Regions from separate parts of the Mus musculus genome. Here regions 1 and 3 are each linked to region 2. A link is a loop called in an ENCODE intact Hi-C map of the cell type or tissue named here. Cell type or tissue: left cerebral cortex. All regions are shown on one strand.

The links. Hi-C counts contacts between places; a loop is a spot of excess contacts. Peaks named below come from ENCODE experiments on the same cell type or tissue, not always from the same donor. Only the 100,000 strongest peaks of a DNase experiment are listed, where the experiment ranks them.
Region 1: it touches region 2 in a loop (3-fold over the local background); 3 of 42 quality-filtered maps call a loop at or near these places.
Region 3: it touches region 2 in a loop (2.8-fold over the local background); 3 of 42 quality-filtered maps call a loop at or near these places.

Annotation. Positions count from the first base shown.
Region 1 is chr13:101,717,834-101,722,833 of GRCm38, reverse strand. All of the region lies in intron 2 of Pik3r1 (phosphoinositide-3-kinase regulatory subunit 1), which reads left to right. Among named protein-coding and RNA genes, the nearest start is that of Pik3r1, 48 kb to the left of the region's middle. In left cerebral cortex, a CTCF peak has its summit at 3,112 (motif pointing right); a DNase peak (open chromatin) is centred at 3,134; H3K4me3 peaks cover 327 bases; H3K27ac peaks cover 337 bases.
Region 2 is chr13:102,742,560-102,747,559 of GRCm38, reverse strand. All of the region lies in intron 26 of Mast4 (microtubule associated serine/threonine kinase family member 4), which reads left to right. Among named protein-coding and RNA genes, the nearest start is that of 1700099I09Rik, 15 kb to the left of the region's middle. In left cerebral cortex, a CTCF peak has its summit at 2,439 (motif pointing right); DNase peaks (open chromatin) are centred at 214, 1,742 and 2,406; H3K27ac peaks cover 3,549 bases.
Region 3 is chr13:103,098,457-103,103,456 of GRCm38, reverse strand. All of the region lies in intron 3 of Mast4 (microtubule associated serine/threonine kinase family member 4), which reads left to right. Gm30050 (a long non-coding RNA gene) reads right to left here. Exons shown (of 2, transcript XR_382842.1): 2 at 2,545-2,815. Among named protein-coding and RNA genes, the nearest start is that of Gm30050, 3.9 kb to the right of the region's middle. In left cerebral cortex, a CTCF peak has its summit at 2,253 (motif pointing left); a DNase peak (open chromatin) is centred at 712.

The DNA.
Region 1 (5,000 bases), 1.0 Mb after region 2:
AGCCAGGGACAGATGGAGAAGCGTCAGATGCAAGAACCTTACTAATCACACCGTTTCAGTAGAGCCCTGCTCATGTCCTGCTCTCACGCTGGACACTATGACAAACTCCGAGATAGCTGGAAACCCAACAGGTTTTTGGCTTGTGTCAAATGCTGTGGGTGTTCCCAGCTCCACTCAGCTCAGCCCAAATGCCTTTCCAGGAGGGCAGAGCCATCTTGAATAACCCCAGTAAAAGTGTGCCTGCTTACTCGATCCTCTTGGAACACTATGGTATAGTTCATTTGTTTGTCTTAATAGTTTTTATTTTGAAATGAATACATCCCCCAGATGACCAAAGCCACACAGAAGAAGATCGGAAGACTGTTTGAAAGAGCACTGCTGTCTACCCAGTTCTGAGTCTACCAGTCTTGTGTCACAGCCTGCTGGCAGGTCCTTGCTCTGTGCTGACATTGTTCCAAGTGTGACTAGGGCGGGCAAGAATGACCGTAAAAGTTTTGGTTAATTCATTTTCTGTTTTACATTTATAAGAGTAAGTGCAGGATGCATGTCAGGAAACTTGATTCCACGCCTCCTTCTGTTCAGAGCCCCTGTTGCAGGGCCCTGTGACTTGTTTCTGTCCCAGTCTGAAGTCCACATGGTGGCTGTGTCATGTATTCTGCGTGATTTCATCTAAGATCTGGCATTTTCCCCTTCCAAAGTGAATGGTCAGTTGGGAAAGGAGAGAACTGTGCCCAAGCTGCTCTCACAAGCACTCTTGTGGTTTTTAAGAGTGAGGAGGGATGTGTGTCGAGTCGCTATGATGGGGCTTGCTTCCATTGGACAGCCAGCAATCAGATATGCTATGCATTTAATGGTGGACTCTCTTAGGAAAGAAGACTATGTTCTGTAAAGGCCAGACCAGGCAAGGAGCAGTTCTCACTTCCTGAGTCCGTTCTCTGGCCACAGAACCACTAATAATGTTGCCATCTGGCTCTGGACAGTCCATTGATGAAGTACTTACTTAGTACATGGGGAGTCCCTTGAATTGAATGCTGGTTCTGGCTGGTTTGGTTGTGTGAGACTGAACAAATTCTTTATCTGGGTCTCCGGTCTGCCCACCTCCTCATAAAGATGGGATGATGGCAGAGCCCTCCTCACGGTGTTGTGGACAATTGTATTTGGAAATTTCAGTACACCCACTCAAGTCCAGAATGTAGCACATATTAAATCATCATCATGTTGGCCACGACGATGACGACGATGACGACGACAGTCTTTGTACCCACAGTTCAGATGCTCTGGCCTTAGTGCATTGTCTCTGATCTTGTGTGGAACGGGATTATTTTCCCATAACCACATTTTAAAAAACATAGTTTTCTGAAGAATGAAATGACTGAATGGTAACACACACACACACATACACACACACACACACACACACACACACCCCAGAATAACCTGTGGTGGGAGCAGAGTGGGCTCCTCAGACTAAGCCACCTGTCCCTGTCCTGTCATTGACTGACTGTAGTAGTTCACAGGCAGATTTGTTCCCCCACCCTTTTCTCAGAGTCCTATAGTGCTGTGCATGCATTGCTCAGAATTCCAAAACCATCAAAGGAGGTTACTTTGACAGATGACTCAGAAGTAGGGAAGAGTGAGGACTGGAAAGAGAAGCCCTCCTAGAGCCTTAACCTCTTTGCGGGGGGGGGGGGGGGGGGGGAGGGGGGGAGGGTAAGCACTCACACCAGCCTCCCAGTCTATCCCAAAGGAGACAAGGAGGCTGCTGTGTCGGCTCCCGGAAGTGGCCTCAATGTGTAGCGGCCTGAATGTGTACCATAGTTTCCACTATCCCCTTTCCTCCCTCACTAACTGGCTTCATGCTATTCGCAGTTCCACGGTCTTCCTTCCCCACCAGATCTGAACACACAGAGGCTCCTGCAGCCATGATCTCTGATTTGTAGCTGCCCCAGGCTTTGAGATTCACGTTAAGGCCACATGGCCCGTTGTCTTCTGCGAGGTCCATGTTCAGAGGTCACCGGAGCTCTTCAGTCTTTTTTATTCTAGCAGAGTGAAAATGAATACTTAATTTGCAAAGCCTGCTTTAAGCCCCACACCTTAGGTTCAGAAGGATAGGTCATTGTAACCAGACGATGTGTCAGTGACTCCTACCACCCTCTCACTTTCTAATGTTTTGCACACACATTTGAAGGAACCTGTGCTTGCTGATGCCAGCCATCCCTAACACGTGATTGACAGGGTTTCGGTAGCATGGCAGCAGAGAACACTTTTTGGATATTTTCTTTAGTTACATTTCAAATGTTTTCCCCTTTCCAGGTCTCCCCTTTGGAAACCCCCCTATCCCATTCCCCCTTCTCCTGTCTCTATGAGGGTGCGCCCCCCCCAACTCTCGACCTCCCGCCCTGGCTTCCCTTACACTGGGGCATTGAACACCCTCAGGCCCAAGGGCTGCTCCTCCCACTGATGTCCAACAAGGCCATCCTCTGCCACATATGCAGCCAGAGCTATGGGTCCCTCCATGTGTATTCTTTGGTAGTTGGTCCAGTCACCAGGAGCTCCGGGGTGACTGGCCTGTTGACACTGTTGCTCCCTATACGGGGCGGCAAACCCCCTCAGCTCCTTCAGTCCCTTCTCCAACTCCTCCATCAGGGAGGGGACCCCCCACGCTCAGTCCAATCAACCATTGGCTGCTAAATCCACCTGAAAGGTGTAAATTTAATACTTTCCTATTTAGCTATGTTTCCAACTCCCCCCTAGAGTTTAAGAACTAGAAGCAGTTTAATATGGCTGGTCTTATTAATCCTATTAATCTTTGACAATTTCTCTCAGCTGCACCGCGAGGATCCCGAGATACTGGATATTTAGTTCAAAGTTCCCTGACTCTCACTGCCCATAGAGAAACCAGGAACAGCTCAAGCATGTTCCTCCTCTTTTGGATCCCCCTCCCCCCCTTTTCTTTTCTAGATATAGTGACAGTTGTGCCTAGAAGAGGATCTAGTCATACAAAACATAAAACTCACAGAGAGGCCACGGCTGGCTTTTAACCCCTCTCTGGTTTTCCTAAGTGGCTTCAATGAGCATGTCTTTACAAGGCTGTTGCAAAAGCGACCAGCAGGCGGAGCCCTAACGCAGTCTTACAATGATTTCTTTTCACTTCTCCCCTTGAACGAAGTTGCCCAAGCGCTATTGGAGCCAATTGAAAACATCTGTTGTTTTATTTATAGCTACAATTTCTAAGAAGCATATTCTATAGCGGTTGAAAAAGGAGTTGACAGCTCATAATTCATAAAGTTACTGGGGCTAATCTGATAGAACAAAATGTACAAAACTCCTTCCCATGGTGCAGGCGCTATCACTTCCTGTTCAACCCTACAAAGAAGTAGTGGCTAAGCGGGGCGGAAGGGGAACACAGAAAGGGTCCTCTGTGAGATGCTAATGGCAGAAGAGAGCACCCCACAGCGAGGGCAGTGCCTTCCCCTCTGCCAGGCTGAGTCACTGGTTCTTTTTCATTAACAACATCCCAGGTATTTCCATTTATAGAAAATCAGCATTTTCCCACCAATCCCACTTTGCAGCCAGGAAGTTTCAGCTGCGTCCTGTCTGCAGGAGTAGGAGCTAAGGTGTTGATTAAAAAGCCTGACTGGTTGCCACCCAGATGGGCGGCAGGCTTATTTTACAACTTTTCATTCAGCAGGTTGCTCCTTTATATTGAGTTGCCTACTTCACGCTCCCCCCCCCGCCCCCCAGACCTTTAAGCAATTATTACGACACAAGCACTCCTCAAATGTCATCTCCCTGTTTGTTAGCTTATTCTGAGAATCTTTGGCGGAACAAGGTCAGATGCAATCAATATATACTTAATATTTTGCGACAGTTCTATCTACAGTGCTTCCTGGTATTGCAGTTAAGGGAAAAAAAAAGTTAGCCTGACATAAATGAGTTGCCATAGCTTAGTACTAGTTCCAACTGGCGGTGCTTGTAAGAGACTGTACTGAGACAGTCCATCTTGCTTCAGTGGGCCCATTTAACGTTCTTAAAGCCAAGGTCACTTCTTTAGTGAAGAGGTGGGTAAGTTTGTGTTCATTTATTTGATGAATGTGGTGTCTTTTGATAGAGGAAAATGTGTTCGCCCACCAGAATTAATTGCCCGCGCGGAACAGTAGTAGTAAAGACATATTGCTTGACTTCTTTCAAACCATGACCCTTCACACCATTAAGGCTGTGTTTACCTTTATCTCAAGATCATTTGCCTTTATTCTGTGGAATAAAGCTTTCTGCCTGTGTCTTTTTTTTTTTTAATTAAGGGGTTTTGTTAATGAATAACTCTGACTGTTACAACCTCAGTTTCTCATGTATTTCTCGAATTTTATTGTGAATTTTCCATTCAGTATTTTTGAGTCATTCATCTTTCTTGCCCATCCCATATGCAATCCATCTTTCTCTTCTTCTTCTTCTTCCTCTGATATTCTAGTCTCCATATATTTTGTTGTGGTTATTTATTTTTACACGTATGGGTGTTTTGTGTGGGTGCCGTGTGCATGTCCTGCCTTCAGAAGCCACAAGTCGTCACTGGATCTCCTGGGACTGGAGTTAGCCATTGTGAACTGCTGTGCGGGCACTGACAATCGATCCTGAGTCCTTTGGAAGGGCAGCTAATGCTCATACCCACCAGTGCCCAGGTCTTTACTGGACCTTTCTTCCACCTGATGACTCACAGTGAGCCCTTCATAGTTTGCCAAATATGATAAGTTGGCCAGTTATTTTTAGCTGAATAAACCCAGTGACATTCCTGAGGAAGAATGTGCTTAGTTTAGCCTTATGAGAAAAATATTTAATAAATGCTGTCCCAAAAATATTTAGCCTGGCAGGGGCTCAGGCCTGATAAAGGAGAAGTGATGGTAAGATGCTGACCCACCAATCCCAGCCCGACTTGAACAAACATGCTTCTTGTCACCAAGGCCCGTACGTGTTGCCAGGATCGTTTATATCCATCTTATTCAAAG
Region 2 (5,000 bases):
GTGGGCCACTGCAAGGGTGCGAACATGGTGGGGTGTGCTATGCCATGGCACTTCCTGAAGCTGTAGAGTGCTCTGGCACACATTTAAGGCAGTAGATCCTGCCTCTGGATCATAAAGGAAGCACCCAGGAGCAGTAGCTAGTGTAACGAAACAAAGAAGATGCAAGGGATTTAATTATCGCCCCGGCGGGCGGGCGAATTGCGTAATCATGCAGCTTTCTGCCAAACTTAAGCAGCAGTTCTTGAACAAAGAGTGTAAAGTGACCAGCATCGGCAGTGGGCGTCTACACGCCATGGCCGGCTTCATACTGCAGTGGCAGCTCTGTGTAGTATACCTGGCTGATTAATTTACAGCCTCTGTGTAGTATACCTGGCTGATGCTAATTTACAGCCTCTGTGTAGTATACCTGGCTGATGCTAATTTACAGCCTCTCATGGCATCCTTAGGAAACAGCAGCAAGATCACTAGTAGGGCTGTGTGCACACATGTAGAAGCACAGGAACTACAGTATCTGTCTCGTGGGTTGAGAACACCAGGAGCACTTTCTACATCTCATTGCTGCACCTTGAGTCTCATTTCCCCTTACAGCGTTGAAGTAGCCCTGCTGTGGAACCTTCAGCTCACGAGTACAGGGAGGCGGGTCCAACAGCAGTCAGCAGTGTAGACTCCTGGGATGAGTGGATGGTCAGGTCCCTCATTCCTTCCCTTCCAGGAGAGCTTGATCGTGGGACAGCATCAGTCTTTCTAAAATAACTTCATGGTCTTTCGTAGATGGAGACCATAGTGTCCCAGTTTTCAGCCTTTGCTCGAGCGATAACAGGTCAGGCTTAACCCTATAATTAAGGAACTTTCCACTCAGCCGTATTACTTTGTTTAAATTCTTGGTGCATAAGAAAACCTCTAGGCCTCACCAGCACTTGGTTCAGGAACTTCAGGAACTCTGGGAGCTTCTCAAGTATGGGGTGGGGACAACCAAATGGCATGACTGTCATCCTTCCGTATTTCCTTGTATTTCCAGAGCTTTGGGCTAAATGCTGCAAGCGTCATCTAAAACAACTCAGGGAAATAGCTGATGGGGAGCTGAGGTTATAGTTCCGTTGGTAAAGTACTTCCCTGGCAAGCATGGGGACTTGAGTTTGATCCTCTAGAACAGTGGTCCTCAGCCCCCTAATGCTGTGACCCTTTATTACAGTTCTCCATGTGGTGGTGGCCCCCAGTCATAAAGTATTTTCATTGCTACTCCATACAGTAATTTTCTTACTGTTATGAATCCTAATGTGAATATCTGACATGTGATCCCCTAAAGGGGTTATGACCCACAGGTGGAGAACCACTGCTCTAAAACCACACGGGGTGCAGACACCTGCAGTCAGTGGCACTTGTGCACTCACCACTGGGGAGTAGAGACAGGAATGTCACAGGCTTTGCTGGTCAGCCAGGTCAGCCTACTTGGTGAGTTTCAGATCATGTATCAAGAAACAAGGATGTCTTCTGGCCTCACATGCTTGTGCGTGTGCACACGTGCACGCACACACACACACACACACACACACGATCCTACACAAAACTCATACACATACATAGCTAATGAAGCAAGAGTACTTGGCACCCGCCAGGCTCTGCTGGGTTTTACACAAATTCATGTGACCCTCGGTTCTTCTCTGAGGCAGATGCTATAAATAGAGGTGTCCCCATTTTCCAGACACACAAACCAAAGTAGAGAGCCATGAGCAAGGCAGCCACAACCATCTGCTAGGTCAGTGATTTCAACCCAGGCAGCGTGAGTCAGAGGCTGTGCTTTCAGTGCCTACCACACACTTCTCCAACACAAGCATCTAATTAGGAGTGCCTCATCATCCAGTGCTCACAGTAGGAAGGCCTAGCATCACCAGGCTATAATCAAAGTGCTAAACCTAAGGAACAGACTGTAAACGTGGCAGAAGTTCCCAAGAAGGAAAGACTACTGGCATCGAAAAAGCTCAAGAGAACTGAGGGTTAATCTGTACAGGCCTTAAATGATGGTTCGGGGAGTTGAGGAGAAGTAGGGATAGCCCAGGCAACATGGATAGAAATGCAAATGTGAGGTGGGTGGGTCTCAGGTGTTGGGAAGTACACAGTGAGCCTAGTAGGTTGAGGCCTTGGTTCATGTTGGGGTAAGGTGTGCTAGCAGGCTGGAGCTAGGGCGGAGGATGAGAGTCAGGGCCACAACACAAGGGAGGCCAGAAGGAAGAAACCTTGACTCAGTTCAGCCCACTTAAAACTTCTCCTCTCCCCTTGTGCACTGAAACCCGGAAAGACTTGCAAGTCAGAGCAAACTAAGCAGACATCTAGCAGTCAGCTTGCCTAGTTCTGTTGCTGCTGCTATTGTTTTCTCAGACAGCTATCACAGAGTTCTCTCACGCCCCAGCTTCCTTGTAGCTCCTGCTGTAGCTAGGTGGATCCACTAGGTGGCAGGCTTCGCAAACAGCACCCAGTATTTTTTTTTTTCTATTCATTTACCATTTCTCCTGATGCTTCTGATTAATATTTGCATGATGCACCTTGTGCATTTTTTACTACAGGAGCTGTCTTTGGTGTATGAATATCAGTCCAACAAACCGCTTTTTGAAAAGTCATAAGTAGAAACAAACAAAAAGTAGGTTTAGCTTTTGTGGAAGGGGGCATTTATTCAGAGCCTCAATACATGCTGAGTCAGCGGGCCCTGCTCCTCTCCATTTTCTAGTGAGAAGCACTCATGATTTGTACTCTAATTTATCATTCACAATTTTATCATGCTTATGCCTCCTTCGTTTTTCAGTGATCTAGTTCTCTGAGCATGCCCCACATGGCCCATGATGGTTTGCTGACCGCCACTGTGGTGGACACAAGCCAGGCACTGGAGAGGTAGAGGGGACCAAGCACCCGCTGCCCATGCGGAGCAGATCGGGAAGGAGGGGCACTGGGGGATGAAGGACAGAGTAGCCAGACTTTGATGGTTCCATTTACCACCATGACTCTGAGAGCAAGAATCTCAGGGGTCCTTGAAACTGTTATCATTATCTATAGTCCAACAATGACAGTCCTTTCTCACCTCAGGAGTAGTGACCCAACCCTCGGATCTTGATTATAAGAATAAAGATTATACATGAGAATGACTTTAAAGCTAAATTGTATTTTTAAAACACCAGGTGGCATTGTTAGCCTCCTACTAGGATATGAAAGTCTGAGCCAGGTGTGACGGGACATAACCACAATTCTAGCCCTCCAGAGGCTGACGAGGAAGAACTGGCACATGTTTGAGACCAGTGTGGGCTACCCTGTGAGTTCTGGGCTAGCCTGATCTACAGTGTTAGACTGTGCTTTAAAAAAAAAAAAAAGGCAATGTTGAGATGCATTGGAATACAAGCCCCAGTGGCTCATGGGATATCAACCTAGTGATCATATGGAGGTGTGTGTGCACTCAGTATAGGAAAGTAGCAAAGAACACTTTTGAAAGATAAGTCCCAGCAGCCTTGTTGCCCCTTTTCATCCCATTCATGAAGGCCTCCTTCCACGAATCTTCAATAGCGAATTTTCCACTTGGTGAGAAATAAGCCAACCTCTCCCGTTAAAGAAAATGTAAATGTTTTAAAGTTTTGCACCTACATGTAGGACATATGACTTACCTTTCTGTTGGAATTCAGACCCCACCTACCTAAAATATTTTCTGCAAATCTATTATTAGGTGGGAGATTATACTTCTAAAATGATATATGAAGAGCTATGAAGGCAATAATAAAAACACTGTGTTTTCAATTATAAGCCAGAGATAAAACATCAACAAAGAGCTCCCTGAAGCAGTGGTGGCCAGCCTGTGGGTCGTAACCCCTGGCGTTTGCAAACCCCTGCATATCGGATGTGTACATTAGGATTCATAACGGTAGCAAAATTACAGTAAAAAAGTAGCAGTGAAATAATTTTATGGTTGGGGGTCACCACAGCTATATTAAAGGGTCACAACAGTGGGAAGGTTGAGAACCACTGCCCTAAAGAAATATAAATAACTAAGGAACCATCAACTCATAAAACTGAAACTCAGAAAAGAGTAGCGGTGGGGAGACACCAGTAGGCAGCCAAGACAAAGCATGTCCTTAGAGAATCTTTGTTGAGAAGTTTCCAGACATGTGAGATGGAAAATAGAGAGCTACAGATATGACATTAAGATTGTTGATAAGATGTGCATATGTTTATACATGTTCAAAGAATGACGAGGATGCGCTAGGGATGATGTAGCTATGTAATTTAATGCCAGAGTGTTGCTTAGCATACACCAAGGCCCTCCGTCTGATTTTCACGCTTCCTTCTCAAAAACAATTAAAACCCAGCAGGAGATAGATTGAAATATCATCAGTTGTAGCTGAGTGGAGATTTCAATGATTTTTTTTTCTTTTACTTATGCTTTCCCATTTTTGGTTTGGTTTTGTTTTGTTGTTTCTTATAATAGCATGCGATCCTTCCCGATCAGGGGAAAGAAGGCAGATATCAGCCAGGCAGAAATCTGCTTTCCCAGTCTCTGTTCCCACAAGAGTTTTCTTCCTGTTGCTCGGTATGGCTTAGAACTTAGCTTCTAGGTCCTGGCATTTTAAAAGGCCCTTGTTCTTGGGCTACTTCTTTCAAGTTTATCATGGCCACCTCTGACTTTGAAAGACTGTATTTGCTCTCTGGCTATTATGACATGCACAAAGAAATTGTAGGTAGCAGAGTCTCTGCCCACCTGACCCAGTGCCCCTAGGCCTGGCTGCTATTCACCTTCATTACTAGGACCTGCCTAGAATTCCCATCCCAAGGTGAAGTGAAAGGACTCAGAAGCCCACCGGGAATTATGTGACTGTGCGTGACCTGGTTAGAGTACTCTCCCAGGGGCGGGCACATAACTTCCCAGCACTGTGAGGTGACAGGTTTTATGACAATAAGAGAGGAACCTTCTAACATCATTACAAATAAAAGTCTCATTCGGTTCTGTCGCCCTATGATTTCTAGGT
Region 3 (5,000 bases), 360 kb before region 2:
GGATGGGATGGAAGGGAGCTCGGTGCGAGAAGCGTGGGCTTGCAGCATATTTCATAGGCATATGCTTGCTACTGACCCCACCTGCCATTTGAACTGAATTAAAGGTAACAATAGAGTGTGCCTTGGGCTCCACTTTCTCACAGAGGAGAGTGAGGCCTCGGCCCTCTCCTCATCCCTCAGTAAATTCCTGGACAGAAGAGTCTGGAAGCCAAGAGCCTTGGAGGCAGAGGCTCTGAGAGGCTCTGAGTAGGAGGAGGAAGAACAGTGGAAAGTCCTGCTTGTGTACCACTGAGGAAGGCCACAGGTTCCCAGGCAGAGCTGTGCCGGGCTCCCCCCCCCCCCCCCAGCACACTGATGCTGGTTTCTACTGATGCTGGTTTCCCATCAGGTCACTCCCTTCCCTTTCCTCTTCCCTAAGCCCACGATACCTTGACACCTAAGAAAGAGGAGGCTCCGGAAGGGGGACTTGAGGGACTTGCCATGGCCTGTACACTTGTCTGGGGTAAAGCCCGGATAGGTCTGGCTGGCTGCCTATGCAGGGCAACTTCTGGAGAATGGAGAATGACGTCACAACTGGGATTTCCCCTCTCCTTCCCAGCACTGCTCAGAGTAGAACAGTCTTGCTCTGAGTCATTTGCTGGAAAAGGAGAGGGGGATTTAAGGAGTACTCCCTTGGTGGCGAGTTCCAGAAAAGTTATTGGGCTATGAAATAAAGAGCTGCCAGCACTGTCCCGCCCCCGGGACATATGCTGGGCCTGGCACAGCAGCTGAGAGAATGCCCTTGGCTATGCGTAGGTAGTGTGACTGTAGCTAAGTGTTGCTTGTATTTGGAAGTGTGTAATTGAGAAGGCAGAGACCCATGGGTCAGACTGAGAGGAGACCCAGAGCTGCTCCCCCAGCCTGTCTCTGGATATTCTCTTCCTTCTCCCTCTCCCCCTCCCCCTCCCCCTCCCCTTCTCTGTGCCAGTCCTGCTCAAGGCCTTTCAGTCCTCGGATGCTCCTTTTCTGTTAGAAGTCCAACATCCCTTGGGGTTTCCATGCCCTTGCTGGTATATTCTGATCACTGACCTCTTATGATATTTTCCCCCATAGAGGGGAAGGGATCTAAGTGCCCTTCATATCTCTGTCTCTCCTTGGTTTAACCACTATAGGAGAGGAAAGGATGGAGGTAGGGATGTAGACTCCAGCCTGGTCTGAGTTGGTGGCTTGATTCTGCCTGTCTTTGGCTGTATACTCTTAGGAGATACTTAACCCCTCAGATGCCAGTTTCCTCGTCCATGGTGGGGACCAGGGCTTACCTGATGTGTGGGAATGTTGCTGTTCGGTGGTCAGTGAGATGACTGATTGGCATATAGTATATGACCAACAAATGTCAATCACTATGATTTATAAGTGAAAGGAGTGGAAATAACGTACAGATATTAAGGAGGAATTGAAATAGGCATATAAACAAGGCTCTTGAGCAAAGCCCATGACTATGGGTCTCCGTCCCATTCAGAGAGACACAGGGACATGATTGCTACCACAGTCGATCTTTGTATGCCTTCTCATGAATGATCATCCCCTTTGTGCCCCATATGACCCAAAACTTTTTAATTAAAAAGGCAGCAAACAGATTCATTGGTAACAGTAGTAATTTTGTGAATGGAAAGCATAATTAGTGGTTTAGTGGGTGAATGTATCCATTTGGCAATATTGACTTCCCTGGGGAATGACTAAGTAAGACACTGAAGCCTTCTCTCTCTTTCAGGTATCTTAACAGGATACGATGATGGGACTAGTTTGTCATTATCTGTAGCCCTTCTTGAGAAGTAACTGTCATCACCACACTTATGCATGAACACATTTAGAAGCATCCCTCTGAGCTGTGATGAATTCCAGAAAGCTTACAGAGTGCTCTGGGGGGCTGGGGCTGGGGGGCAGCAAACTGGCGTTCCTCTGCCATTGCTGCTTCTGGGTCAGGTAGAAAGTCAAGGGAGAACGAACCTTCTTTGTGGGGAGATGAGACCCTCTCCCTCCTTTGACATGGGGCCTCTGGGTGGACAGATGTTCAGAAGGAAAGGCTGGGTTTGCTGGGAGGGGAAGATGGAGCCGGGGGAGTCAGGTGCAGAGGGTAGATCTGAAAATCTCAAGTACCTTTGCTTTATAAAAAACAAACATGCAGGGCTCGGGAGATGGCTCAGCGGCTAAGAGCACTGGCTGCTCTTCCAGAGGTCCTGAGTTCAATTTCCATCAGCCACATGGTGGCTCACAACCATCTGTAATGGGATCTGATGCCCTCTTCTGGTGTGTTTGAAGAGAGCATCAGTGTACTCATATACATTAAATAAATATTTATTAAAAAACAAAACAAAACAGGCCGGGCGTGGTGGCGCACGCCTTTGATCCCAGCACTCGGGAGGCAGAGGCAGGTGGATTTCTGAGTTCGAAGCCAGCCTGGTCTACAAAGTGAGTTCCAGGACAGCCAGAGCTACACAGAGAAACCCTGTCTCGAAAACAAAAACAAAAACAAACAAACAAAAAAAGAACAACAAAAACCATGTATACAAACAAACTCAATAAGCATTCAATTGCCAGAGGGTGGATACAATCCAAGGAAACCTTGATGCAGGGTAACCAACCCAGATCTTCTGGATACAGGGTTCCAAATAGGTCGTAGACAGACATCCCACAAGAGTCAGACCTGAATTCTTAGGTCACACATCAACACTGTGCCAGTGGCTACGAATCTCCATTGCCTCTTTGTGAAAAGCGGCCAAATGTTCCTTTTCCTGATTGGAATTTGGAATTGTTTTTGTCTCTGGAAGACACTGACCTGCAATAGTTATTGAAATGTCATTTTGACCTCTATCTTAGCGACCATAGATTTTTGAATGTCTCATGACCTAAACAGTGCCAAGGGTGGATGGGGTTGTGAGGTACCCATGTAAATATTTGTAAACCAAATACTACAAAACCCCTTGATTTAGACCACAATGCATGACAAAGCCCACTGAGTTGTCTTATTTGAATATAAACGTAAAGGGGATGTGTACTGAAGTTTGTGTTTTGTGAACTTTCTCTCAATATTGTGAACATGTTCTGTGAAGGTATAAAATCACAGGGAAAAATGAGTTTATTAATGGAAATTAGCCTGGATCCCAATTATTACCTGTGAATAGTGTCATCATTTGAGGGTTTTATTGCGTTTTAACACATGGCTTATCTTGATGAGAAAATATACGGCAAAGGCTAAGTGTAGCAATTTCCCTTTACTGTTCCCTCCGCTCAGCCGTTATTGCCTGATGTGATTTTTCAGCAGTCTTTCATTTTTGTCCCAAATGTTTTTGCCCCTGGCTTGTTTTGTTTCTTTAAAATGTATGTGTATCACTTCTCAAAGTGATACATTTTGACAGGTAATCGATACTTTTTTTTTCATACTAGATTTGACGGTTATAATCTTCATCTTAGACTTAGTTAAGGGTGGAATGCTAACCTAGATTTTTATCTCAAAATATCCCTTTGTTAGGAGACACACTCTCTGTCCTCAGCCACAGTCCTTTCAGACCTGTGCATCAAGGCGGTTCTACCTCCAAGGTGCCTGCTGCATAGGCTCTGCTTATCAGAGACACACATCAGCTACCTTTCTGACAGTGTGTCCCCAGAGCATCTTCTGGTGGCACTTCCAAACAGCTTCCACCATCCATCACAGAAAAGATGCTTCTGACCTCCCTCCCCGCCTCCCAGGAAAGTGTGGTCTTTATTTTCAGAGCAAAGGTGTTTTCCCTTTTTCTCTTTAGTGGCAGCTTTACTTTTTCCTGAAGTACTAGCAGGCTGAAGATCATGGTCTTCAACGCAAAGATATATATATATATATATATATATATATATATATATATATATATATATATATATATATACACACACACACATACACACACACACATATATATATACATATACATATACATATACATATATATATATATATATATATATATATATATACACACACACACAGACACACACATATATACACCGTGGGGGGGGGGGGGCAAGCTCAGCAGGTATAGATGCTTACCTCCAAGCCTGTGGACCCTGGTTCAAGTCCCATAACCCAGGTATAGGAGACAAGTCCTCAGAGTTCTCTGCCCTCCATGTATGCATAAGTAAACACATTAGTGGTGTTTTTTGTTGTTGTTGTTTTGTAAAAAGAACCATGAATGGGGGCTGGAGAGATGGCTCGGTGGTTAAGAGCACTGGCTGCTCTTCCAGAGGTCTTGAATTCAATTCCCAGCAACCACATGGTGTGGCTCACAACTATCTATAATGAGATCCAATACCCTCTCTGGTGTTTCTGAAAACAGCTACAGTGTGTGTGTGTGTGTGTGTGTGTGTGTGTGTGTGTGCATGTGTGCGTGTGCATGTGTGTGTGTGTGTATCCACATCTTTAAAAGTAGAAAAAAAAAAAAAGAACCATGAGTGACTTTTGCTTTCCAAAGTTGAGCTTTATGGTTGAAAAAATAAAATGCTTCTTCCCCTAAAATCAGTATGCCTTCCTTCTTAGTCTGTAAGCAGACAGCAAAGACTTTCAAAGACATAGATATGGGCTTTATGGCTGCCCAGGTTTTGGAGGGCTCTTAGAATTCAGGGAAGTTTTGGTGCTTCTTTGAGGACTACTGGAAAGTGAAGGGGCCGTGGGTACCGCTTCTGTGGTTCTTGGTCTTCATTTCCCAGGGAGAGGTGTAAGTGCCCGGGGCAGTGAGCATGGGAGCCGCTCTCCTGGGACCTTTACAAGCCCATTTGGCTGCCTTTAATTGGGCTTTTCTTTTCCATCAAGAGAAAAAGAACAGACTATTTTAACACCTTCAATTTTAAACAGGATGTACAGTTTTGAAGGCATCTTCTTTTCAAACTGTGCCTTATGCCCAAGTTTATTGGTGTGTTTTGAGTTGTTTGATGACCAGTTTAGTGCTCTCCCTCCAACCCCCCCCAACACACACACACACACACACACACAC